3 separate regions of the Homo sapiens genome follow, and regions 2 and 3 are each linked to region 1. Evidence: chromatin loops called from intact Hi-C (ENCODE). Cell type or tissue: B cell. All regions are shown on one strand.

Region 1 (8,000 bases):
ATTTTTTTTAGTAGCAATAGGGTTGCACCGTGTTAGCCAGGATGGTCTCGATCTCCTGACCTCGTGATCCACCTGCCTCGGCCTCCTAAAGTGCTGGGATTACAGGCGTGAGCCACTGTGCCCAGCCGAGAGATTTTAGTTTAAATATTTATCTTTAATGCTGCTATGTCATCTTATCAATTAAAAGAGGGGAAGGCCAGGTGCGGTGGCTCAGGCCTATAATCCCAACACTCTGGGAGGCCGAGACAGGAATTTGAGACCAGCCTGACCAACATGGTGAAACCCCATCTCTACTAAAAATATACAAAAATTCTCTGGACATGGTGGCGCGTGCCTGTAATTCCAGCTACTCAGGAGGCGGAAGCAGGATAATCGCTTGAACCTGGGAGGCAGAGGTTGCAGTGAGCCAAGATCGCGCCATTGCACTCCAGCGTGGGCAACAGAGCGGGACTCCGTCTCAAAAAATAATAAATAAAAAGAGGGGATAAGTTGAGCTAGAAAAGGCAGGTGAAAGAAAGGAGAGAATGGTGGGCCAGGATGGCAGAAGGCAGAGATGCCGCCTAGCCTTGCCAGGACTAGCCATACCGTCTTGAGCAAATCAACGAACATTCTTTGAACTGCAGTTTCTCAACAGTCAAGCGGGGATAATTTCCCCTGCCGTATCTACCTAGCAAGGTTACTATGAGGTCCTTTTTGCCAAACTCAGGTAACATCCTCCAGGCCCTCCCTGAGCACAGTCAGCTGACAAACACACTGAAAAAGTGAACCCTCCGGGGGGTCCCTTGATCTTTTGTGGTCTCACCACTCACAGACCAGCTACTACCAAAAAGGGAAGTCTCTCCACCAGGCAGGGAGGAGACGTCACAAGGGGCTTCCCAAACATTTCCCGCTGCAAGAGGCCTGGTCTTTGGAAGTGGACCATCAGGCTCAGAAACAGGTTCCCTGGGGCAGCCAGAGGAAAATGCAATCAGACAGGAAAGGAGCAAATAACGCAGTGCCCCTGGGGTTCCCTTGGCTCTCCCAGAGAAAAACAGTCAGCCTGACTTGGGTTTCCCTCCAGTGGACCAGCTGAGGTCACTCCACAGACATCCTGGGCTCCTCCCAGGCCTCTTCTCCTTCCAGATACGTCCTGGGCTGCTTGTGTGAAAGGGTTCCAGTTCCCACACTGTCCTCTCCACCAGGGAGAAAAGCTGAAGCCATGATCCTGAAGGTGTTCAACTCAAGATGCTTTCTATTTTAACTCGAACTCTTGAGATGCCTTGTTTTCCAGAGCTCCAGGACCACCGTCCACCAGCTGTACTGCTGACCTTTGCTGTGGTTGGCTTTGCTGTCCTCTCAGCCTAAGACGCCCTTGGCCTTCTCTGTCCTGTGAACTCCCACCCCATCCTTTAAGGCAGGGAATGGTACACTTTTTCTGTAAAGGCCTAGATAGTAAATATATTAAGCTTTGTGTATAGTCTCTGTCACAACGATCCATAGAATGAGCATGGCTGTATTCCCACTACATTTTATTTACGGACATTTTAGTCTTTTTCTTCTTTTTGAGATGGGGGTCTCACTATGTTGCCCAGGCTGGTCTCAAACTCCTGGATTCAAGCGATCCTCCAGCCTTGGCCTCCTACATAGCTGGACTATACATACACACCACCATACCCAGTGTGGACACTTATAACCGGGCTCAACTGTAAATCCCTAAGATATAGATTGAAGTCCTGTAGCTGTGAATGTGACCTTATTTGGAAATAGGGTCTTTGCAGATGTAATCAGGTTAAGATGAGGTCACTGGGGTGGGCCGTAATCCAATAGAACTGGTGTCTATATAAGAGGGAGATGGGCCGAGCATAGTGGCTCACTTCTGTAGTCTCAGCTATTGGGAGTCTGATGGGGGAGGAGCCTGGGAGATGGAGGCTGCAGTGAGCCGTGATTGCACCACTGCACATCAGCCTGAGCAACAGAGCGGGAACTTGTCTCCAAAAAAATAAATAAATAGTCTGGGGCTCGGTGGCTCACGCCTGTAATCCCAGCACTTTGGGAGGCCGAGGCGGGTGGATCACGAGGTCAGGAGATCGAGACCATCCTGGCTAACATGGTGAAACCCCGTCTCCACTAAAAAAAAATACAAAAAATTAGCCGGGCTTGGTGGCAGGCGCCTGTAGTCCCAGCTACTCGGGAGGCTGAGGCAGGAGAATGGAGTGAACCCAGGAGGTGGAGCTTGCAGTGAGCCGAGATCGCGCCACTGCACTCCAGCCTGGGCGACAGAGCAAGACTCTGTCTCAAAATAAATAAATAAATAAATAAATAAATAAATAAATAAATAAATAAAAATAACAGAGGGAAATGTGGATACCCATAAAAAGGAGAACGCCATACGAGGACGCAGACACAGAGGGAAAGTGGCTGTGACCTTGATTTTGTACTTCTAAGCCTCCGGAACTGTGGGACAATAAGTTTCTGTGTTTTAAGCCACCTGGTTTCTGGTACTTTGTTATAGCAGCCCTAGGAAACTAACACCAACATTTCGATTTCAAAGTGTTCACACGTCTTCTTCTTCTTCTTCTTCTCCAGATATTATCAGCCAAGCTAGAACACAAGGCAGCCCACCAACCCAGCACAGATTTGAACAGGCAGCTGAGGAGAGAGCCTGGGATGCCAGCTCTGAAGTGTTCACCGCTAGAAGTGTTCCCTTGTCAAAGAAAGAAGCCATCCCTTGTCAGTAGATGGTCAGGAGTTCAAGACCAGCCTGGGCAACATGGTGAAACCCCGTCTTTACAAAAAAATACAAACATTAGCCAGGCGTGGTGGCCTGTGCCTGTGGTCCCAGCTGCTTGGGAGGCTGAGGTGGGAGGATCACTTGAGCCTGGGAGGTCGAGGCTGCAGTGCCACAGTGCACTTCTACCATCACTTGTCACGGCTCATTGAACCCATGTGACCCTGATCCAAGCCAGGCAACCACAGTCTCTGTCCCAGAAACTTGGTGTGAAGTCAGAGACAGAGTCAGTTGGTGCCAGTATAAGGACTGGAAGGTTATGAAGGCTGGGACATGAGACCTTTGGGGTCAGCCATGAGGGTGCCAGCTGGAAATCAGTGACCGAGGGCAAGGGAAGGAACCCGATCAACAGAAGGGCAGAGGCAGGGCATACACAGTCCCTGATGGAAGGATAGACAGAGAGAGCAGCCACCTGGGAAACCCTGCTTACGCTGATGCCCATCCTGCCTCCTACAACTGAATTCCATGAAATGCTGTCATGGTTATTCTAAGTCCCCCTTGACTTCAGCAGCTTTAGTGGGCTTCTGGGCCTTGCAGCCAAACCAGCTGCCAGGCATCCAGCCCAAAGTAGGTCCTCAAAGTATCCTGCCCATCTGCCTTTTAGGGCTGGGATTCCTTACTTTTGCCCAGGAAAGGCATCTTGGGGTGACATCTGGGAAGCAAGGATCACTCAGAAAAGAGGGAAGGAGCTGGGGCTGGGATTCCAACAATTTCACTGTGGCAGCATGTATGGTCCAGCCCTATGGCGCCTTGTTGGTTTTCTCTTCATGTGCGGAGACGAGAGATTGTAGAAAAATAAGACACAAGACTAAGAGAGAGTATGACAGACAGCTGGGCCCAGGGGGCCACTACCACCAATGTGCAGAGTCCGGTAGTGGCCCCGTATGTCTGGATGCACTGCTATTTATTGTATACAAGGCAAGGGGGCAGGATAAGGAGAGTGAGTCATGTCAAGTGATTGATAAGGTCAAGCAAGTCACGTGTCCACCGGACAGGGGGCCCCTTCCCTTTGTGGTAGCTGAAGCAGAGGGAGGACATCATGCATCAGCCTTTTTTCTATGTGCTTATCAGAGATCAAAGACTTTAATACTTTCACTATTTCTGCTACTGCTATCTTCTAAGGACTTAAGAGGGGAACCAGGTATATAGGCAGAACATGAAAGTGAACGAGTGTGACCACCGAAGCACAGCACCACAGGGAGACGTTTAAGCCTCCGGATGTCTGTGGGTAGACTGGCTGATGTCCAACCTCCCACAAGAGGCTGGTGGAGCAGGTGTTCTCTAACTCTTCCAAGGAAAGGGAAACCCCCTTTCATGGTCCGCTAAGTAACAGGTGCCTTCCCAGGAACACAAGCCCACAAGCGGCCTTTATCCGGGCGTGACAGAGGGCTCACGCTCTTTTTTTTTTTTTTTTTTTTTTGAGACGAAGTCACTCTGTCGTCCAGGCTGGAGTGCAGTGGTGCGATCTCGGCTCACTGCAAGCTCTGCCTCCCGGGTTCATGCCATTCTCCTGCCTCAGCCTCTCGAGTAGCTGGGACTACAGGCGCCCGCCACCATACCCAGCTAATTTTTTGTATTTTTAGTAGAGATGGGGTTTCCCCGTGTTAGCCAGGATGGTCTCGATCTCCTAACCTCGTGATCCGCCTGCCTTGGCCTCCCAAAGTGCTGGGATTACAGGCGTGAGCCACCATGTCCGGCCTGACAGAGGGCTCACACTCTTATCTTCTGGTCACTTCTCACAATGTTCCTTCAGCTCCTGACTGTACTGGCTGGTTATTCCTCGGTTATAATAGTAAAGCACAGATTAATACTAAAACTAATGATTGATAATATCCATATATAATCATCTCTATATCCTATTTCTAGTATAACTTTTCTTATTCTATTTTCTTTATTATACTGGAACAGTTTGTGCCTTCAGTCTCTTGCTTCGGCACCTGGGTGGCTTTCCGCCCACAGCAGCAAGAGTCATTGTTAGTAATAAGTCTTAATACTGTACCATAAGGTTGCAACTTGTTTATTTTTTTGAGACAGAGTCTCACTCTGTCTCCCAGGCTGGAGTGCGGTGGTGCAATCTTGGCTCGCTGCAGCCTCAACCTCCCAGGCTCAAGCGATCCTCCCACCTCAGCCTCCCAAGTAGCTTGGGACCACAGGCACGAGCCACAACACTCAGCTAATTTTTGTACTTTTTGTAGAGACAGGGTTTCACTATGTAGCCTAGGCTGATCTCAAACTCCTGAGCTCAACTGATCCATTTGCCTTGGCCTCCCAAAGTGCTGGGATTACAGGTGTGAGCCACCGCACCTGGCTACATCTCATTTATTGAGTACTCGTTTATATCCTCTAGTGAACACCTAATATACATATCTTAATCCTCACAACAGCCTAGGAAGGAGGCTACTAATTGTGTCAATTTTATTTGCTGAGTCTTTAAAAAGGTTGAGTTGATTATCACAGCTGGTAGAGGGCTAGGATTTAAACTCAATCTGTCTGCATTTTCTGCTTTGCCACACTGCACTCCTGCCATAATTAGGATCCATCTTCCTAGGGTTGATTCCTCCAGCTGCTGTGGCCTAAAAAATGTGAGTTAATTGGTTACAGAGTAGGGATACCATGTTTGTACTCTAATTTTTTCAAGAGCTGAGTGGTCTCAAAGTGGTCTGAGGACAGCCACCAGTAGCACTTTCTGTTGCCCTCTGTTGTTCCAAGTTCATCTCCCTAACTAGACAGCATGCTCTTTGATGGAGGGCCTCTGCTATCTTGACTTTTTTTTTTTTTAGACTGAGTCTCACTCTGTTGCCAGGCTGGAGTGCAGTGACGCGATCTTGGCTCACTGCAACCTCTGCCTCCTGGGTTCAAGCGATTCTCCTGCCTCAGCCTCCCAAGTAGCTGGGACTACAGGTGCGTGCCACGACACCCAGCTAATTTTTGTATTTTTAGTAGAGACGGGGTTTCACCATGTTGGCCAGGATGGTCTCGATCTCTTGACCTCGTGATCCACCCACCTCGGCCTCCCAAAATGCTGGGATTATAGGAGTGAGCCACCGTGCCCGGCCGATTTTTTTTACTTTATCCTGAAAACCATGTGTAACGGCCTCTGGTTGCTATTGTTTTAGTGCTGACCAGCCCCTTTCCATCCCATTTCCTTCTGGAAACAGGCTGCCCTTGGTCCTTCAGCCATAGCCCTCCAGCCTGGGCAATCAGACTACCCAATAATGAGATGGTGCCAGACTGAGCAGGACCAGTCAGAATTCTTCTCTGGAGTTGATAGAAGGCTCTGGGGAAAATTCCACCAAGGCTGTAAGCTAGGAGCATGTGAATTCAGGGATGTCAGGGGGCAAGTTTCCCCCACCTGGAGTCAGACTGTTTACAGAGGAGGCCAAGCAGAGCCAAACAAAAACAAGACAGACTTGAAGAGAGCACGAGAGAGCAAGAGCAAGAGAGGAGAGAGAGACAGTGCGAGAAGAGAGGAGAGAGAATCAAGTATTAGTTCCAGTTCCTAAGGTCTGTTCAATTCTGCGAACAATCCAGGCATCCTTCTGGACTCTCTCAGAGTCCATTTACTTTCTGTTACGCACTTGGTCCCGTAATATGTCACCATGACAAGCACAGTATGATTCGACTGCTGGGGTTCAAGGGGTGGAGGACGAGCTGATCAGAAAGTTTCTGTCATGGTGACAGCAGCCCAATTTCATGCTGGAAATGAAGGCAGCTCCTGCTGCTCCATCCAGCATTTGAGGGGCCCCTCTCTCTGCCCTTTGGATGTAGATAGCCCATTCTACGCAGCCAGACCTTTGCATATGGCCTTCAGCTATACAGAAATCCAGATGGCAGTTCTTGGGACCCTTTTCCTCTCATCAATCCCACCTCAAGCATCTTCCGCCTCGCAGCTCTTAACCCTCCCTATCTATTCCAAGCTCTGCCAAGCCCCATTTTATCAGCCAGACAGGATTCTGTGTTCCGCCTGACACATCTCCTGACCCTAACCCATGCCACTGCCCTCCCTCTCCTCCTCCAACTGGGCCTTCCTCCCACCTAGGCCATCAGCACGTTTCTGGACGTTCTCACTTCGAAATTGCTCCTTTATTGGCTTCTTTCCCAGGCTTGTCCACAGGCCTAGAGCGTCCTCTGCCTAGGATCCCCAGGGCCTGAGAGGCCCTTCCAGAGGGGCTGACTAGAGAGGCGTGGCTAAGTCCAGGGGGTGCTGCTTTTGTGGGGCAGGCTGCCTCCCCACCCCGAGTGACTCCAGTTCAAGAAGCACCGTGGCATGGCTCGGGGTCCAGCGGGCCCAGCCCAGCTCCATAGTGAGGAGTGCATAAGGCCTTCTGAAGGTGGAGATGCCAGCCAGCCACATCTACAGAAGCCCCAGCTCACAAAGAATGGCACATCTTGATCCATTTTTATTTACAAAACAAACTCTAAATGTGTTTGTGTGTGTATGCATATGTGTATATATACACACAGACTTACATATGTATGTTTATATACATCTACATGTATATATACATCTACATTGTATATACATTTACCTTCTATATAAATGTTACATTTATAGACATATACATTTATATGTATATACACATATATATTTACCCATGTATCTATAATATAATGTATGCTATATATAAGAAATCAAGAAGTAGGCCGGGCGCGGTGGCTCACGCCTGTAATCCCAGCACTTTGGGAGGCGAAGGCAGGCAGATCACCTCAGGTCAGGAGTTTGAGACCAGCCTGACCAACATGGTGAAACTCCCATCTCTACTAAAAATACAAAAAGTTAGCCGGGTGTGGTAGCGTGCGCCTGTAATCCCAGCTACTCGGGAGGCTGAGGCAGGAGAATTGCTTGAACCTGGGAGGTGGAGGTTGCAGTGAGCCAAGATCGTGCCACTACATTCCAGCCTGGGCGACAGAGGGAGACTCCAAACCCCCAAAAAAAACAAAATTGAGAAGTAAATATTCTAAAATGTCAGTAGTGGTGGGATTTTTAAAATAAACTTTTAAAATAAAAATTTTATTGACCTATACTTTGCATACAATAATCTGTACCTATATTAGTTGAGTTTCGATAACATACTCATGTAGCCACCAGGTGGTTCAGTATTTTATTTTCTTCTTTATGCCTTTCTTTAATTTCTAATTTTTTAAATTCAGTGGACAAGTGTGATGAGTAATTAGGTAAGAACATGTACAGAGGGAGACAAAGAGAAATAATTTCTAAGTCTCTGGCCTCGCA
Region 2 (8,000 bases), 67 kb after region 1:
CCCAAAGTGCTGGGATTACAGGCATGAGCCACCACGCCTGGCTAATTTTTTGTATTTTTGGTAGAGACAGGGGTTCACCAAGCTAGCCAGGCTGGTCTCGAACTCCTGACCTCCTTTCAGCTTCCCAAAGTGCTGAGATTACAGGTGTAAGCCACCGCGCCTGGCCTCTGTTCTGCACTTTCTCTAGAGAAAGCTCTCACACAAAGGCGAACAGACAAACAGGGCCGCCTTCCCCTGGAGGCCTGGGGTAAAGACGAAATGAGAGCTGAGTTCACGTGAAGTGCCCCACGTGGTGGCAGTTTCCTCTCTTTTCCTGTGCAGCTAGGTCACCACCCACTTCTCTTTGTACCCAGTTCTCTACTAATCAAACATACAAGACAGCTCAAAAATTGTGCGTGGCGAGTTGATTTCCCTCCTCAGTCTTTCAGCCTCCATTTTCTCACCTCTCTGCATGGCTGAAGCCCTCCACGGGCTGTTCCCACCTCCCCGACCCCCACAGAAGCTTCTCTATAAAGTCACCAGCTCCTTTCCAGGTTGTCCAACGCCATGGGCATGTCTCAGTGAATTCAGCTTTCCCTAGGGCTGGGCAGCCACCCTCTGGGAAAACCCCGTGCTTCCCCAGACACCGCTCTGTACTGCTTTCTCCCTCAGTCCCTACTGCCTGCCACTCCTCCTCTCCATGTGGCCCAGAAATGTCGGGGTTTTCATGGACATGTTCTGAGACTTCGTCTCTCCTCCTTCTCCCCTTGCTGAGCCCTTAAGTTCCCATGGATTTAAATGCCAGGGTTCTGCTCTCAAATCCCACCTCTGTCGCCCGTACTTCCCTACAGCCCAGACTCCAGGCACCTGGCATCTCACACGGAGCCCTCAATTCCCACCTGTCCCAAACTCATCCTCCCCTGGGTCTTCCCATCTGAGCAAATGGCACAACCATCACCAGGTGTTCAGGCCAGACCCCTGTGAGTCCTCCTTGAGTCCACCAGTTCCCCTCCCTGCCGGTCCATCAGCAAGCCCTAGCTATTCTAGCTCCAAAATACACCCCAAAGCTCTTCTCTGTCTCCACTGCTGCCTCTCAAATCCACATCACATCCTTCCTGTGCACAGAAACCTTCTATGGCTGCCCAGTATTGTCAGAAGTAAGCCAGCTTTTGGGCAGACTCTGCAGGTCTCCAACTGATGTGTGGAGCCCCGCCTGCCTCTCTGGCTGCATCTGGCCCTTTCTCCTTTGCCATTTCACCCTGGCATACAGTTTGCCAAACAAGTCAAGGCCTTGCTGGTGCTGTTTCCTCTGCCTAGAACACTCTCCCTGACCCCACTCCTCACAGAGCCAGCTCTTCGGTTCCTTCAGACCTTAACTGAAATGCCACCTCCTCCAAGAAGCCTGTCTTGACCACCCCAACTAAAGCAGGCCTCTGCTATCTTCTATTTCAGCCCCTTGTTTCTTTATGTTCTGCCTGTCTCCCCCATCAGAATGTCAACTCCATGAGAGCAGGAACCGTATACGCCCAGGGTCTAGTACACAGCCAGGTATACAGTAAGTGTTCAATAAGCATCTGCTGAAGGAGCAGATGAACCAGTCATCATGACTAGAGATTAAGAGGCTCCCAGTAAGTTCTAAGGGTTAGCCTGAAGGGGAAACTGAGGCCCATCACTTCTGGTTTTCCAGTTCTGCAGGACGGGCTGGGGCCCAGGCCAGAAGGCGCCTCACCTCCCTTTTCCAGCGTGCCAGCCACTCGTCCCGCTTGCGCTTGCTGATGTAGTAGGGGTCCCCCGCCTGGAAGGTGAGCCTCGGCATGGGCCGCTGACGGAGGCTGGACTCCCAGCCCAAGCCACCCCGCAGCCGGCCCCGGGAGCCCTAGGACAGAGAGACAGACATTAGGGCATTAGGGTGGGCACTGACGGACCCACCAAGGAGGCACTCGCCTCAAACACAATGTGGACACTGGCTCCTGGCCAGAGAGGGCACCCCTGGGAGTGCTGGGCAGGCCCCGTGTGGGCTGGAGGAGCGAGGGGCATGTGTGGCGGGGGTGGGGGGGCACATGGACACGGCCACAGGCCACGAAGGGAGGCGTCTGGCCTCTGGAGGGGGATGAGCCGGCTGCCTTGTTGGGGGACTTCCAACCTCCACGCCCACTTCCTCTCCTTCCCACAGAGGGATGTGTAAAGAAGGAGGAGGGGCCCACCCTCCGCCCCCTCACACACACTCGCCACCCGTGTCCTTCTTCTAGAATCAGGATCCACAGAGCCCCTGGGGGTGGAACACTTGCCTCCATTTTCATGGATTCGATGTTGGTCTCCTTCTGTTCTTTGCCTGTGGAGAGGGAAGAACAAAGGGACCAGTTCGTTGGTCGGCAGAATTACTGGAGTGGCTCACAGGCCCCACCTTGTGCCTGGGGTCCCTGCCACAGGGGATGGGGGTCCTCTGGCCGTTTAGCTGTTCATGTGTTAAATATGATGGCCCACCACATGCCAGGCACAGTGCTGACCCTGAGGACCCAGCAGGGCCTAGGGCAGAGAAAGAACTCGGGCAGGGGCAGGCCTTGAGGCCCAGGCAAGAGGGAACACGAGGAAATTCAGAGCTGGGTTTCTGGCCTGTCAACTCTGTCTCAGGTACACAGAAGGGGACTAAAAATACCCCCATTCTGCTGCTCCCAGTCAAGAGACCTCCTTCCCCAAAGGAGGAGCAGGAAGGCAGAGGGGGTGCGGAAGGAGGAGGGGGTGCAGGAAGGCCTGGGCCAGAGGGCCAGCCTGAGCGGCCTCCCTGGCCCTGCAAGGGAGTGTTTGCAGAGGCCTTCTGGGCATAAGGGCATGTACTGGGGGGCGGTGGGTACCGGGCCAACTGGAACAAGACCCCGGTGAAGCAACTTCCTCTCTACGAGACTCAGTTTCCTCATCTGGAAAATAAGGATGCTGGATGCGATTTCCAAGGTCCGCCTGCAGGTCCAAATATTATGATTCTATTACTAATCTCATTCTCCGTCCCTCCACTCCCTGCCCCATGCTCAGGCCCCTGAGCTCAGCCTTTAATCTAGAAGACTTGAGTTTGGATTCCAGTGTGACCTCTGTAACCTCTCCTGGCCTGTTTTCCCACTGAATCAAGGTAGATAAATGTTCTAAAATCATTAGGTTATGGTGAGCATTAAGTGCCTACTGTGGGGCCTGGCATACTGTAGGTGCTCAATACATGTTAGTGTGGTTCTCCTTCCCTAAGGATTCATTTCCTCTACTGGGCCCTGATTCCAGGTCCTGGCAGGGAAGTCTCAATTTCCCTATTGAGACCTTGCCCTCTCCCTGTGCTTCTCCAAGCCCCCAGCATGAGGGGAGCTGCGCTCCTCCCAGGCATCCCCCTGCACTCCCCACCAGGTCCTCACCACCCTTTCCAGGCACCCCTTCCAGGCCCAGCGCCCCGGAGGCTGCGGGGCTGGCTGATTCTGCCTCCCATAGCTTCTTGCTGGAGGTGGGGAAGTGAGCCCTCCTTCCACCTGGGCCCCTGAGCTTCTTTGTCGGGAACCGACAGCGTATCGGGCCTGGGCCCACTGCAGGAAGGTCACTAAGGCTGGCTCATGGTAGCTTGGGGTGGGGGGAGACAAAGAGCCTGAAACGGAAAAAACAGCCCCGACTTCATCTCCTGGCTGTGAAGCGGAAGCCAGCCACAGTGTTCACGCCGCGGGTCCTCAGCCCGGGAGGCCACTCCCTTCCCTCGTGACAGGGGGGTCCTGGACTGGTTTTGGGCTGACCCCGGGCGCCCAGGACAGCGCTGTCCTCCGTGGTTCTGTCCCTGGTGACAGCGACTCCCGCTAGCTAGGCCCGGGAGCACCAGGGGGAGGGAGGCAGGAGGGCCACCGTGGGTGCGGGCCTGGCGCCGGGCTCAGCCCGCGGGGGCCGCGTGGGCGGGGACGGGGCGTCTTGTCGCGGGCACCTGTGCGCGTGGGCGGGCGCGCACTCGCCAGCGCTTTGTTCGTGACCGGCCTTTTAAGGGCTGTCTCACCCATCTTGTCTGGCTCTGCCTCCCTGTTTCCTTTCCGTCCTCTCTCCCACCACAGCCAGCTCCCCACTTTTTTCGCGGGGGCCCCCTCCAGCCTGTCCGGGGCCTCCCCGTTCCCAGGCCAGGGCTTCCCCCTCCTCCCAGACCTCGTTGCTCTGCCCGGTGAGGCCCCGGGCTCCCAGCAGGGGGCGCCTGCTCGCGATCAGGTGGCGGCCTGGGGGCGGCCTGGCGGTCCCGGCGGACCCTGACGCGGCGGGGCTCCGGGGCTCGCGGTGGCGCTGGGAACCACTGTGTCAGCCCTGCGGCTAGGGCGGGGAGTGGAGGACCCCCGGGCTGGCTCTCGGACCTGGACTTGGGGCTTCCGACTGCATTTTCTCCCCAGCCCGCTTTAGAACCTCAAACGTTTCCTACTTGGGACCCTCCATGGCATTTAATTACTTTTACGGATAATTATTTATTCATTAGAATATTAGAAAATCAGGGTTGAAAGGCTTTGCAGAGATCATTGAGTACTTGTTCAGCACTTAAATTTTGCAGAAAGCTGAGACCTGGGGGGTGGAGTGACTTAAGGCCGGAGCTGAGATGAGCTTTTCAGGGGTCCTGATGCCCCGGCAAGCTCCCTCTCCGCTGCACCACTACTGTTATTTCTCAATGTGACCCCCTTCCTAATTTCCCAGCCCCCCAAGCTCCCCAAAACAGAACGATTTTTCCCTATGCAGTTTCCAACTGGCTTCTTTCTGGAATTTTCTCCCTGACAGACTCTGCGCATGCCCACTTGAGTGATCACACACACACACACACACACACACACACACACACACAGACACACACGCTTTCCAGCCTGGCCGGGCCGCCTCGGAATGCGGCACTTGTCGTGAGTCAGGGAGGGTCAGCTGCTCTCTCAGTACGGCCTATGCAGCCCAACTGCTCCTGGCCCAGGCCCAGGGTCACCGCCAGGGCCAGGTGGTTGTGACCTTCCAGTGTGGCCCTGACAGGCCCGAACATGACCCTAGTGCATCTCAGGACTTGGGGGCAGGGGAGGCCAGGGTGCTTCTAACACTCGCCTTCGAGTCTGAGCTATACTCAGCCAGAGGCCACCCAAGTTCTCTTTAAAATGAACTCAAATCTCCATGACCAGGCTGTAGCCAGGTTTACCTCAGAGGGCAGTCACTGGCCTGAAAAGGGGCCCTATGCTCAGAGTAGAGAGGGGTTTTGTGCTGACCCTAATCCGGTCTCTCACCAGTTGCATAATCTTGGGTAAGTAATTTAACCTTTCTGAAGCTTCAGTCTCCCCATCTGAAAAATGAGGATAATAAGAGTCTTCCAGGCTGAGTGCAGTGGCTCATGCCTGTAATCTCAGCACTTTGGAAGGCCAAGGTGGGCAGATCACTTGAGATCAGGAGTCCACGACCAGCCTGGCCAACATGGCGAAACCCTGTCTCTACTAAAATTACAAAAATTAACCAGGTATGGTGGCTGGCGCCTGTAATCCCAGCTACTCCGGAGGCTGAGGCAGGAGAATCGCTTCAACCTGGGAGGTGGAGGTTGCAGTAAGCCAAGATTGTGCCACTGCACTCCAGCCTGAGCGACAGAGTGAATGAGACGCTGTCTCAAAAAAAAAAAAAAATCTTCCTCCCGTGATCACACATGGGGCATAATACACAGCAGAGCTTCTGAAACTTTCATATACATGGGAAGCATGAGGCCCTCTTTAAAATGCAGATTCTGATCCAGCAGGTCTTCAGTGGAGCCTGGAATTCTGCATTTCTAAATTCCTGGGTGCTGCCAACACTGCTGGTCTATGGACCACTGTGAGTAGCGAGGAGAGAGAATGCCCAATACAGTCAATACTCAATAAGGGAAAGCCACATCGCCACTGCCACCTGAATCATCATCATTATGGCATTAATGCTGGCGGGGGCAGGAACAGACCCAAGACAAGCACAGGCCTGTCGGGTGTTGGCTCCTGTCCCTATCACTCATCTCATCATCTCCCGTCTTCCTGATTCTTTCTCCTGGCTGTACTTTCAGCACATGCTCAGGCTACAAGAAACGCTGCCTTAAAAAGTCTGTTTTTGCTGTACAGGAGCTAATGAAAGGGGTTCCAGGAGAGCATCCCCTGAAAAGAGACCTGGAATAAGGGGAACTGAAAGGAGACCACGGCCGAGCCACATCCTCTCCGGGGCCTTAGTCTCCTTCCTCATCTGAATCAACCAGCTGAGCATGTGTTCTATGTCAGCTGACTGCTGGAACCGTGACCGAGCCTCCACACCCTGATTAAGCCACTGTCCGTTGCATATTGGCAGAGCCTAGGCCACTGCCCACCCCGCGAGGTAACATCTCACCAATTTCAGCTTCCAGGCAGTGCAGTGGCCTTCAGGGATCCTACCAGCTCTGATCCCTGCCAGAATCTATACTTCCTGGATAGCTGGGACCACACAGGAGTGTACCAAGGCCAAAGTTTGTTTTTTTTTTTTGTATTTTTTTGAGATGGAGTCTCACTCTATTGCCCAGGCTGGAGTGCAGTGGCACAATCTTGGCTTACTGCAACCTCCACCTCCCGGGTTTAAGTGATTCTCCTGTCTCAGACTCCGGAGTAGCTGCGACTACAGGCATGCACCACCAAGCTCGACTAATTTTTTTTTGTATTTTTAGTAGAGACAAGGTTTCACTGTGTTGGCCCGGCTGGTCTCGAACTCCTGACCTCAAGTCATCTGCCCGCCTGGGCCTCCCAAAGTGCTAGGATTACCAGCATGAGCCACTGTGCCCAGCCTCAAGGCCAAATTTTGGAGGTCAAGGAGACTTAAAGAGTTTTTGCCCACCACACTCAGCACTAAGATTCTAAGGAAGATCCACCTGTCTGAAAGTCCCAGACCCAGGAATCATCCTTGACAGCATCTCTCCCTCACCTCTCATGTTCCTGGCATTTGTCCCCTCCCTTCATCTCTGCTGCCATCCTGCTCATCAGCCCCTCCGATGTCATCCTGCTTCCCAGCTCCTCCATTCCATCCCAGGATCCAGATGACATGAGCTTTTCAAATTGCAAAGCTGATTACATCACACACACTGCCCACTCCCCGCCTCCCCACCCCCCGCCTCCCCGCCCCCCCACCCCCCACCCCGGCAGCCACCTTTGAAGGCCTGGCCTGTCTGCCCCAGCACTTTCCACACCCTTCTCCTTTGCTCTCTGCACTCTAGCCTTGTGACATCTATCAGTTCCCTGGGTGCCCTGCTCCCTCCCACCTGGGAGCCTTCTTCCCTGTTCTCACTCTCTCCCTCTACCCCTCACCCAGTGGACTCCCTTCGCCCTTCAGCTCGCGCTGGACAGCCCAGGCCAACTCAGGTTCTTCGTTGCAGTTCCCCTGGACATGTTTCACTTCCCTTAGAGCGCTTATCTCCATGTGTAATCTCATCTTTTTAAGGGTGGATTTCTCATTAATGTCTGTCTCTCCAGCTGACTGTGAGGTCCTTGAGGGCAAGAAGCAGGTTTTTGTTCATAATAGTTTCCCCAGTCCCTGGTATGGATCCTAGCACACCCTGAATGGGTGTTTTAAGAAACACCTGTTGACTGATCGATGCAGGAGCCCTTGAGAACAGCTAGAAATGGAAGTAGGGAAATCCCAAAGTGAAAACAAACCCTCAAGGCCAGAGAACAGCTTTGGGGCTATGGCTCCATGCTTCAGGGCAGGAAGGAATGCCGTGACCCTGGGTAGCAGCTCGGCAGGAGTCATGGTGGGGTCCTGGGAAGCGAAGTCAACTGCAGTCAGCCCATGGGAAGCACCACATTTGGAAGGGCAGGGCTGATGGGTTCTCTCACACACCTGGCATTGTTAATGGGAAGGATGGTGTCTTCTCCCTTTCCTCATCTGTTTCACTCCCCTCAGGCCCTTCCCACTCTCGGGAAGTATCAGAATATGTGCAAGAGGCCTAGACAATTCAGGACCCGTCTCCGCACCAAGTCCCATTCCAGGACAGCGGAAAATAGTAGAAAGGCACAAGACCAGGACTGAATGAG
Region 3 (8,000 bases), 92 kb after region 1:
CAGGGGCAAGGAGAAATGCATCCTTTTCTCCTCTATTTTTAGAAGGGGAACCTGAGGTTCAGGCAGCAGCAGTTCAAGGTTACACAGGTGGTCAGTGGTGGAGCCAGAATTTGAACTCAGGTCTCTTGGACCCCAAAGACAGTGTTTTTCCTTCTGCCCTGGAGCGTGCTTCAGGCCAGGGGATGTAGGACTGCCGGCCCCTCTCCCCTCACTCGGCTGTGCCCCTCTTCTCTGTCATTGTCTAGGTGATGTCCCCACACTCCTGTCCCTGACTTCCTTGTACCTTTTCACCCGAGTGCTTCACTCCACCTCTCAGCGATGTGGCTACCCTCTGATTCCAGAGACTCACAAAGATGAGTCAAAGGGTTGCTGGGTCTTTATTTGCTACAGGTGGTGGCTCTTGTCCTCAGAAACTGGACGGGGACAGGGGGAGTTTGCTTAGCATATTGCACGTTGCCAAGCCTCAGGAGAGAGGCAGGGCACGCTGCAAATGTGGAGTCACCAGTGTGCTCTGACTCCGGCCTGGCTCTCCTCCCACACCTTCTCCATTAAGGTGCCCTGTGGGCAGAGGAGGGTGCAGGGGCCCTGGGAATCTGGAGTCTGCTGCCAGCCAGAAAGTCCTCTCTGAAGCCCCGTGTTATTTTTCAACATCACGTGAATTTTTCATTCCAGAATGAATTTCATTCATTACATATCCACGTTTGCTTTAATATTAAAAGGTTTAAAATTACTTACCAGTAAAATGACTTCACTCCGCCCCCCTGCCCCCCGCCTCAAATCTTCAGGCAGAACTGGCAGGGGTGCATCTCAGTACACAGCAGGTTCCCACACCCCCCACCTCCAGGAACTCACCACCCCCCCCGCCTCTACTGTCCCATTTCACTTCAGTCACCTTCAACCCGGCTCTCTACCCAAAGGGAGCAAGTCCTGGGCTCCATGCCTGCTGAGAACATTTCTTTGAAGGGCTGAGTAACAAATCCAGAGCCTCTGACTCCCCCTTACCTTCTTGCTCCAAGTTTACCATTCTCAGCTGGAAGGGGGGTAAAAGAAAGGAACCAGCTGTCTCTGGTGCTGGGAAATAATGACTGCTCCACATCTGAGTTTAAGACATAAACCAGTTAGGCTCCTACAGCCCAGGGGTCTTGTTCTCCAGAGCTGCCCCCAGGCCTCAGCGGCACTGGTTCCCAGAAGCCTGGCGCTGGGGCTGGCCCTGCAGCCTACATGCCTGCAGGACTTCCTTCCCCAGGGCCCTGGTTCTCCTGCTGCCTCACAGAGACTCCTCAGCCTGCATCTCCCCCTTCCCATTTGATCAGACTCCCAGGCCTCAGTTCCCTTCCTCCAGGTGGGGGCTGAGACCCTGGGTGAGAGTGTGGTAGGGAGGGGCCTTCATAGATAGTCCAGGGAGATCTTAGTCCAGCCTGGGATTCTGGCAGGCCCTCTTGCTTCCCTTCCAGAGGGAGGCCAGGAGTCAGGGGCCTGGTCCAAGTCTTAGGCCCAAGACCAACCAGCCAAGTCCCCTGGCTTCTCAGGGCCTCCACTTCTCTATGCAGAAAACAGGGAAATGTGGCCGGGCGCGGTGGCTCATGCCTGTAATCCCAGCACTTTGGGAGGCTGAAGTGGGCGGATCACTTGAGGTCAGGAGTTCGACACCAGCCTGGCCAACATGGCGAAATCTCGCCTCTACTAAAAATACAAAAATTAGCCGGGAATGGTGGCGCGTGCCTGTAATCACAGCTACTTGGGAGGCTGAGGTGGGAGAACTGTTTGAACCCAGGAGGTGGAGGTTGCAGTAAGCCGAGATCACGCCACTGCACTCCAGCCTGGGCAACAGAGTGAGACTCCGTCTCAGTAAAAAAGTAAATAAATAAATAAGAAAACAGGGAAATGTGAGGGTGGGATTTGAAGAATGGGGTACCTGCAGCTGGAGGGGTATACCCCATCACCTGGTCTTAAATGTCTCCAGGTCCCTGCAGGACATACATCACTGCCATCGACAGGCCAGGCACGTGTGTGTTGTGTGTGTGCACAGGAGGGTGTGTAGGATGTGACACTCACCGGGGGGTGCTTGCGCTTCCTCCCAGGCCGCCCCACCTTCCGTGCCGTGGTGCTGGGCTCTTGGCGCTCCTCCTTGCCACGCGGCTCCTCCTGCTCCTCTCCGTCCTGCAGGCACAGACACAGCCTGTGAGGCCAGAGGTGGATCCCAGCAGTGTAGCATTCCAGGCCTGTCTGGGGCTGGCCCTGGCTTCCCTTCCAGCCCCAGCCTCCTCCTGTCCCACGAGCCACACTTCCAGGGCTGTGTAATATGCCCCCACCAACTCCCCTCCTGCCTGATGAGGCTTGAGGCACCCCTCAGAGCCCCACTTAAAATATATCCTTGGCCAGGCACCGTGGCTCATGCCTGTAATCCCAGCACTTTGAGAAGCCAAGGCAGGAGGATCCCTTGAGGCCAGGAGTTTGAGACCAGCCTGGGCAACATAGTGAGACTCCATCTCTATAAAAATACCCACACCCATATATATATCTAAATAATATATTATTTAGATATCTAAATAATATATTATTTAGATATCTAAATAATATATTATTTAGATATATATTTAGATATATATTTATATATCTAAATAATATAATATATATATATATATATATATATATATATATATATATATATATATATATATATATAAATAATACATCCTTTGGGGAACTTCAGGGCAGACGCTGCTGTCCCCCCGGAAGGCATCTCTCTCTCTTTATGACCACATTTTCCGAACCATAAAATCATAACACAAGCTCTGATAAAGGATTTGAGTTAAAAGTTTATTTATATGAGAAAGCTTTTGTTCACAGATACACAATTACATTTGTGATCTACTTAATGAATCACCTTTATTGAAAATAAAATCGCTGGGCATGGTGGCTCACGCCTATGATCCTAGCACTTTGGGAGGCTGAGGCAGGTGGATCATGAGGTCAGGAGATTGAGACCATCCTGCTAACACGATGAAACCCCATCTCTACTAAAAATACAAAAAATTAGCCGGGCATGGTGGCACGCGCCTGTAGTCTCAGCTACTAGGGAAGCTGAGGCAGGAGAATTGCTTGAACCTGGGAGGCAGAGGTTGCAGTGAGCCAAGATCACGCCACTGCACTCTAGCCTGGGAGACAGAGCGAGACTGTCTCAAAAAAAAAAAAAGAAAATCAAGTGAAAAGAAATATTAAATTTAGCAATATCTATTTGAAGTCCAGGCAATACTCGAAATGGACAACTATGGAAAGTGGAGGACTTGTACAGCTGTGAACACCCCTGCCATGTGGAGCTGGCACCGCGCATGCCTGTCAGCCTGCAGGAGGATCTCAGGGACCGAATCTCAGCTCCTCTCCATCTCTTGCATTCACCGAGTTTGGAACAGAAGTTTGTTTTACTCCCCGCCCCTCACATAACACCTGTGCACGGCTGGGCCCTGACATGCTTGTCTCCTGGGGCACAGAGACATAAACCTAGAAAGTCCTGCCTCACTACTCCAGCCTGGCCACAAACCACCCACAAGTCCCTTCTGACTCAGCTGGGCTCTGGCATGACTAATCCCCAGCAGAAATGATGCTGGGGAAGTGGGGAGAAAGACGTCCTGACCCTGCAGATGGGCCACAGGCTGCTCTTCATACCCTGCACGATGTCAGGAGCCAAAGATGGCTTTTGGGCCCTCCCCAAGGAGGGGCCAACCCAGGGCAGTGCTGGCAGCACAGAGGTAGAAGAGGGTCCACAGCTCTCCTGGAGACCTGAGTAAGATGGCCCTCAACAACCTACTCAACTTTCATTTTCTGTGATTGCAAAATACCTTGTGGTTTGCCACATTAATTTTTAGGTGACAGTGGGACACACAAATGGAAACCTACTGTGACCAGCTGTAGACATAAGACCAGCGGGAAGAGCATCCCTGGCCCCTCCATCCATCCTCCAGCTGAGGCATGTCTGCAGGGCAGACCATCATGGCTCAAGTTCTGGGAGGCCTCCAAAGACATGCACATGGAGGGTGAACAGAGGTGCCCGGTCTTAGCATAGGTGGTGGCCACAGTCAAGCTGGAGAGAGGCAGAGCTCACACAGGAGATAGAGAGAGAATGCTCGGAGGTGCAGAAGAGGACCCTGGTGTGTTGTGGGAGCAAGGAAGGGGAGGGCTGCCAACACTGGAGACCAAAGCTGTCTGAGAAAGATACTGAGGATGAGGAGGCTTGGCTAGGGGTCAGAATGGCTGACCTTCAAGAGCACTGTCACTAAGCTGTGCAGAGTGACACGGCAGTGAGGGCTGGAGAAGGACCAAAGAGGGCAATTTAAGGAGCACAGCAGAGGAAGCATCTGGAAAGGATGCCAGGGGACTGGGGAGCCCCGTGCCGTCTGTGGAGGGAGAGGCCAGCCCCGAGGCCGGAGATCCTTCAGGGGCTCTTTTCAGGAAAGCACAGCAGACGGGCGGTGAGGGCAGAAAGGCTGTGGGAGGAGGAGCAAACTCGCGGGAGCCTTCATGAGGGCTCAGGGTGCCCAAGGGCACACGCCCCATGGGAGGGGAGGCCTGCTGCTTCTGAACCATCTTCTGAAGACCCCAGACCCCCGAGTGTAAGAAAGGATCACACAGAGAGGACGTATTGCCAGTGCAGCTTAGTATTTGTGAAGGTTCTGATTGGATCTACACAACTGCTAAGAATTTCAGGCTGAGGTGGGGCTTCTAATCCGATTCAACCAGTGCCAAATGGGCACCGTCTTGATCAGCACTTGTAAAATCATTAGGGGTCATGTGAGGTCATGGAAAAAGCAAAGTGGGCATGAGCCCAGCTTGTCCATTTCCTAGTTACAGGAGCAGCCTCTCGGAGCCTCAGTTTCCTCATCCATAAAATGGGGGTAGGGAGGTGTCCATCCTGTCTGCTTCTCAGGTTTTGAGAAGACAGCTTCACAAAGGGTCTGCCCCTTTGTCTGTTTTGTTTACTGCTGAATCCCCAGCGCCTAGGGCAGATTCTGGAAAAACTCCTACTGCCCATAAATTCTGGGCTTTAAACTATTTCTTTAACAAGCTGCATTTGTGACAGAGGGAGTCATTTGACTTTCTTTTATTCTGAACTAATCAGAGATGTGAAAGCCAACCAGAGCGTCTGATCAGTGAAAGGGAACCACAGTTACCACACAGCAATGACCTAAAAATAAAGACGCTTGACATTTCACGATGGGCACCAGCTTCCACTGGGCATGCGGAGAAAGCCTTTGGGGGCCCCGACAGGCCACCCCTCTGCCATATGCAGTCCTGCTGGCATCTCTCACCTACACCACGTGTGCAGGGCCTGTAGGTGCTCGGCACATTTTTTTCCCTGTTGGATTCAATTCCGTGCAACCCAGCCCAGGAGGAAGGGGTGGACCCCCCGGTGCCAGGCCACCTCTCCAGGTCCTGACAGGTCCAGAGAGGGCGGGGAGTGCCAGGCAGGGGTGCTGTGTGTACCCCACACCTGGTGCAAGGAGCTTTACGGCTGGCCCAGCATTCAGGCCCCGCATGCTTCTGGGTCGTGCTTGGAGTCTCCACGAGAGCCAGGTCTGAACAACTCCTGGCCCTTCCCCTTGACATTTGGCCCTAAGAGCAGCGTTGTGAAAAGCATGTTCTCTTCTGCCAACTCTTCCGCGATGGAGTCTTAGGGCAAAGCGGGAAGCGATGCTTCTGCTCTGGGCCTGCCTGAGGTTCCCTCTGCGGAGGGAGGGGGCTAACACGCCAAGAAGGGTGAGCAGATGGCTTGGGCCGTGCCCCTCAATGGCTCCAAGGAAGCGTAGCAAGTGGTTCATTCTCGCATCTGTCACGGGGTCTGTTTTATTCCATATCTTTGCTGATGGGTTGAGCAAAGGAATGTAAAACATGCTTATCAAATCTGCAAGTAGCCCTGAATTAGGAGGCGTTGCTAATACTCTGAAAGAAAAGAATCTGATCCGTGGTGACATGGGACAGCTGAAGAACAGTAACACAGTTCGCGGGAACAGATTTGAGCCCAGGTTGGTTTCCTCATCTGTCAAGCCAGGGGACTGAATTCGTCCACACTTCCAGCGCAGAGGGGAGGGGGTGGAAATTCCAGACACGTAGGCTTTGGAGAGGGCAGAGCCGGGCTGGGAGTTTCGCTCTGCTCTTTGCTTAGGAGTAACCTCAAGCTCTTTAACCTCCCTGAGTCTTGCTTTCCTCATCTATAAAATGGGATGATATCTACTTCACAGTGATGTTATAAGAATTAAATGAGGTGATGTAGCAAAAGCTGACACGTGATAGTCACTCGAGAACTGCTACCTTCCCCCGCTCCACACATCCTGATTCGTACTTCACTCCCACTCCATCCTCCCCATCCCCCTCTCCCTGCCTCGTGCAAATCCCAGCACGCCGCCCACCATATGCAGCGATCCCTCACTATCACACAGAGCCCAACATCTGGCGGGCGCTCTTGCCGCAAGATATGTGGCAATACTGGGGCTCTAGGAGCTTTCCAAAATGCAAAGCTGATTATGCCACTCTGCAGAGCTTAAACCTTTGCCACGGGGGTTCCCGGGGGCCAGGAGGATCCAGCCAAGCTCCTCAGCTCATGTGCAGGGCGGTCCCCAGGATTTGGCTGGATCGCCTTGGTCTCTTCTCCACACTGTGGTCCCAACAGACAGCACCAAGCGCGAAAGCAAACTGCTTCCGGCCTCAGCCCCTAGGCATAGACTGTTCTTCTGACCACACCACCTTCCCCTCAGGTTTATCAGCAAACTGTTACTCGCTTTTCCAGCCTCCTATCCTGGATTCCCTGCCCCTAGGCCCCCTCCTCCCATCCCCTGCCTAGACTGAGCTGAAAGACCCTTCCTCTCCTATAGTTCCCCTACCCAGCAAGGCAACGGTCAGCTCCTTGAGGGAAGTGTGGGTGTCTGATTCATGCTGGCATCCAGAATGCCTAGACGGATGCATTTAGTCCAAGGCAGGCACTTGATGAATGACTGTCACAGAGTAGGTGCCTGACGTGAGTCCATAGACGCAAACAGAGACACACGTACAAATCTACAAACCCGTACAAATACAACTGTGTACGAGGTTCCAGTGCCTCTCGGATCTTTACGATTCCAGATTAGGAAACAAGAGGACTAAAACGTCCCTTCTAGACTTAAACATAATTGTCACTTTGCATTTATGTCATTCTTTGCAGCTTTCAAAGCACCTTCACATTTGGTGGCCTGTGAGATTAGGTGGTTCCTCTCTCTAAACATCTGAGGCTACGATCTGACCTACATTTCAACACTGCTCACTGGATGGATTATTTTAAGCCATATACAACGTCTCATTCTGATGCGCTGGGCTATGACGATAATAATCTCTCACATTTGCACTGAACGTGGTAATTAACAAAGCATCTTCACATATGTTATTTCATTGTATTCTTACACTTTACAGAAAGCAGAGCTGGTATTATTTTTTTCTGTTACACAGATGAAACACCTGAAGCTCAGAGAGATTATCTGACTTGCAGGGATCAGAGAGCCAGGAAAGGAGGCCTTTAGAACCAAAATTTACATCTTTTGTTTACCAGTCCATCGGTCTTTCTACTGCAACATGCCACTATACCCTACCATGTCAACAGGCACACACACAGTGACACCATAAAGATACAGGCAATCCAAGGTCAAGGCACACTGGCATTCACAGGCACAGACACTCTGGGCTGGCTGTGCCCAGACACAGGACCCCTCCCCACAAGAGATTTATGTCTCTTGAGGCCCTCACCTAGAGACAGCCAGCCTGACATACGTGTATTCCCTTCAGTACTTAAACCGGATGCTACTGACCCAGCATCGGTTGAGCAGATGTCTCGAGTTGGTGCTTGAGTCGAGGGGATGAACTTGCCGGATCTAGCCAGCTACTTGCCCGGGCCCCCTGGGACAAGAAGCATGCCCAGCCTTTGCCAGCTGGCTGGCTGGCCTCCCAGGGACTGTCTGTGGTCATGGAATTCAGTGAAA

The links. Peaks named below come from ENCODE experiments on the same cell type or tissue, not always from the same donor. Only the 100,000 strongest peaks of a DNase experiment are listed, where the experiment ranks them.
Region 2: a loop joins it to region 1, with 5 times the contacts of the local background. A loop is called at or near these places in 5 of 110 quality-filtered maps.
Region 3: it touches region 1 in a loop (8-fold over the local background); 3 of 110 quality-filtered maps call a loop at or near these places.

The regions. Positions count from the first base shown.
Region 1 is chr2:25,206,409-25,214,408 of GRCh38, forward strand. LINC01381 (long intergenic non-protein coding RNA 1381) reads left to right here. Exons shown (of 2, transcript NR_132378.1): 2 at 2,566-2,794. Among named protein-coding and RNA genes, the nearest start is that of LINC01381, 6.1 kb to the left of the region's middle. In B cell, no CTCF peak of the experiment used is centred here; DNase peaks (open chromatin) are centred at 823, 2,993, 4,033 and 4,536; H3K4me3 peaks cover 631 bases; H3K27ac peaks cover 1,344 bases.
Region 2 is chr2:25,273,233-25,281,232 of GRCh38, forward strand. It overlaps DNMT3A (DNA methyltransferase 3 alpha), which reads right to left. Exons shown (of 23, transcript NM_022552.5): 5 at 2,268-2,311; 6 at 1,709-1,855. Among named protein-coding and RNA genes, the nearest start is that of MIR1301, 51 kb to the right of the region's middle. RefSeq lists enhancers at 1-318, 2,207-2,426, 3,050-3,641, 4,232-4,821, 4,822-5,411 and a silencer at 3,700-4,329. In B cell, CTCF peaks have their summits at 4,178 (motif pointing right) and 4,382; DNase peaks (open chromatin) are centred at 299, 2,149, 4,009, 6,169 and 3 weaker places; H3K4me3 peaks cover 3,120 bases; H3K27ac peaks cover 7,291 bases.
Region 3 is chr2:25,298,084-25,306,083 of GRCh38, forward strand. DNMT3A (DNA methyltransferase 3 alpha) reads right to left here. Exons shown (of 23, transcript NM_022552.5): 3 at 2,056-2,160. Among named protein-coding and RNA genes, the nearest start is that of MIR1301, 27 kb to the right of the region's middle. RefSeq lists an enhancer at 7,514-8,000. In B cell, no CTCF peak of the experiment used is centred here; DNase peaks (open chromatin) are centred at 3,538 and 5,149.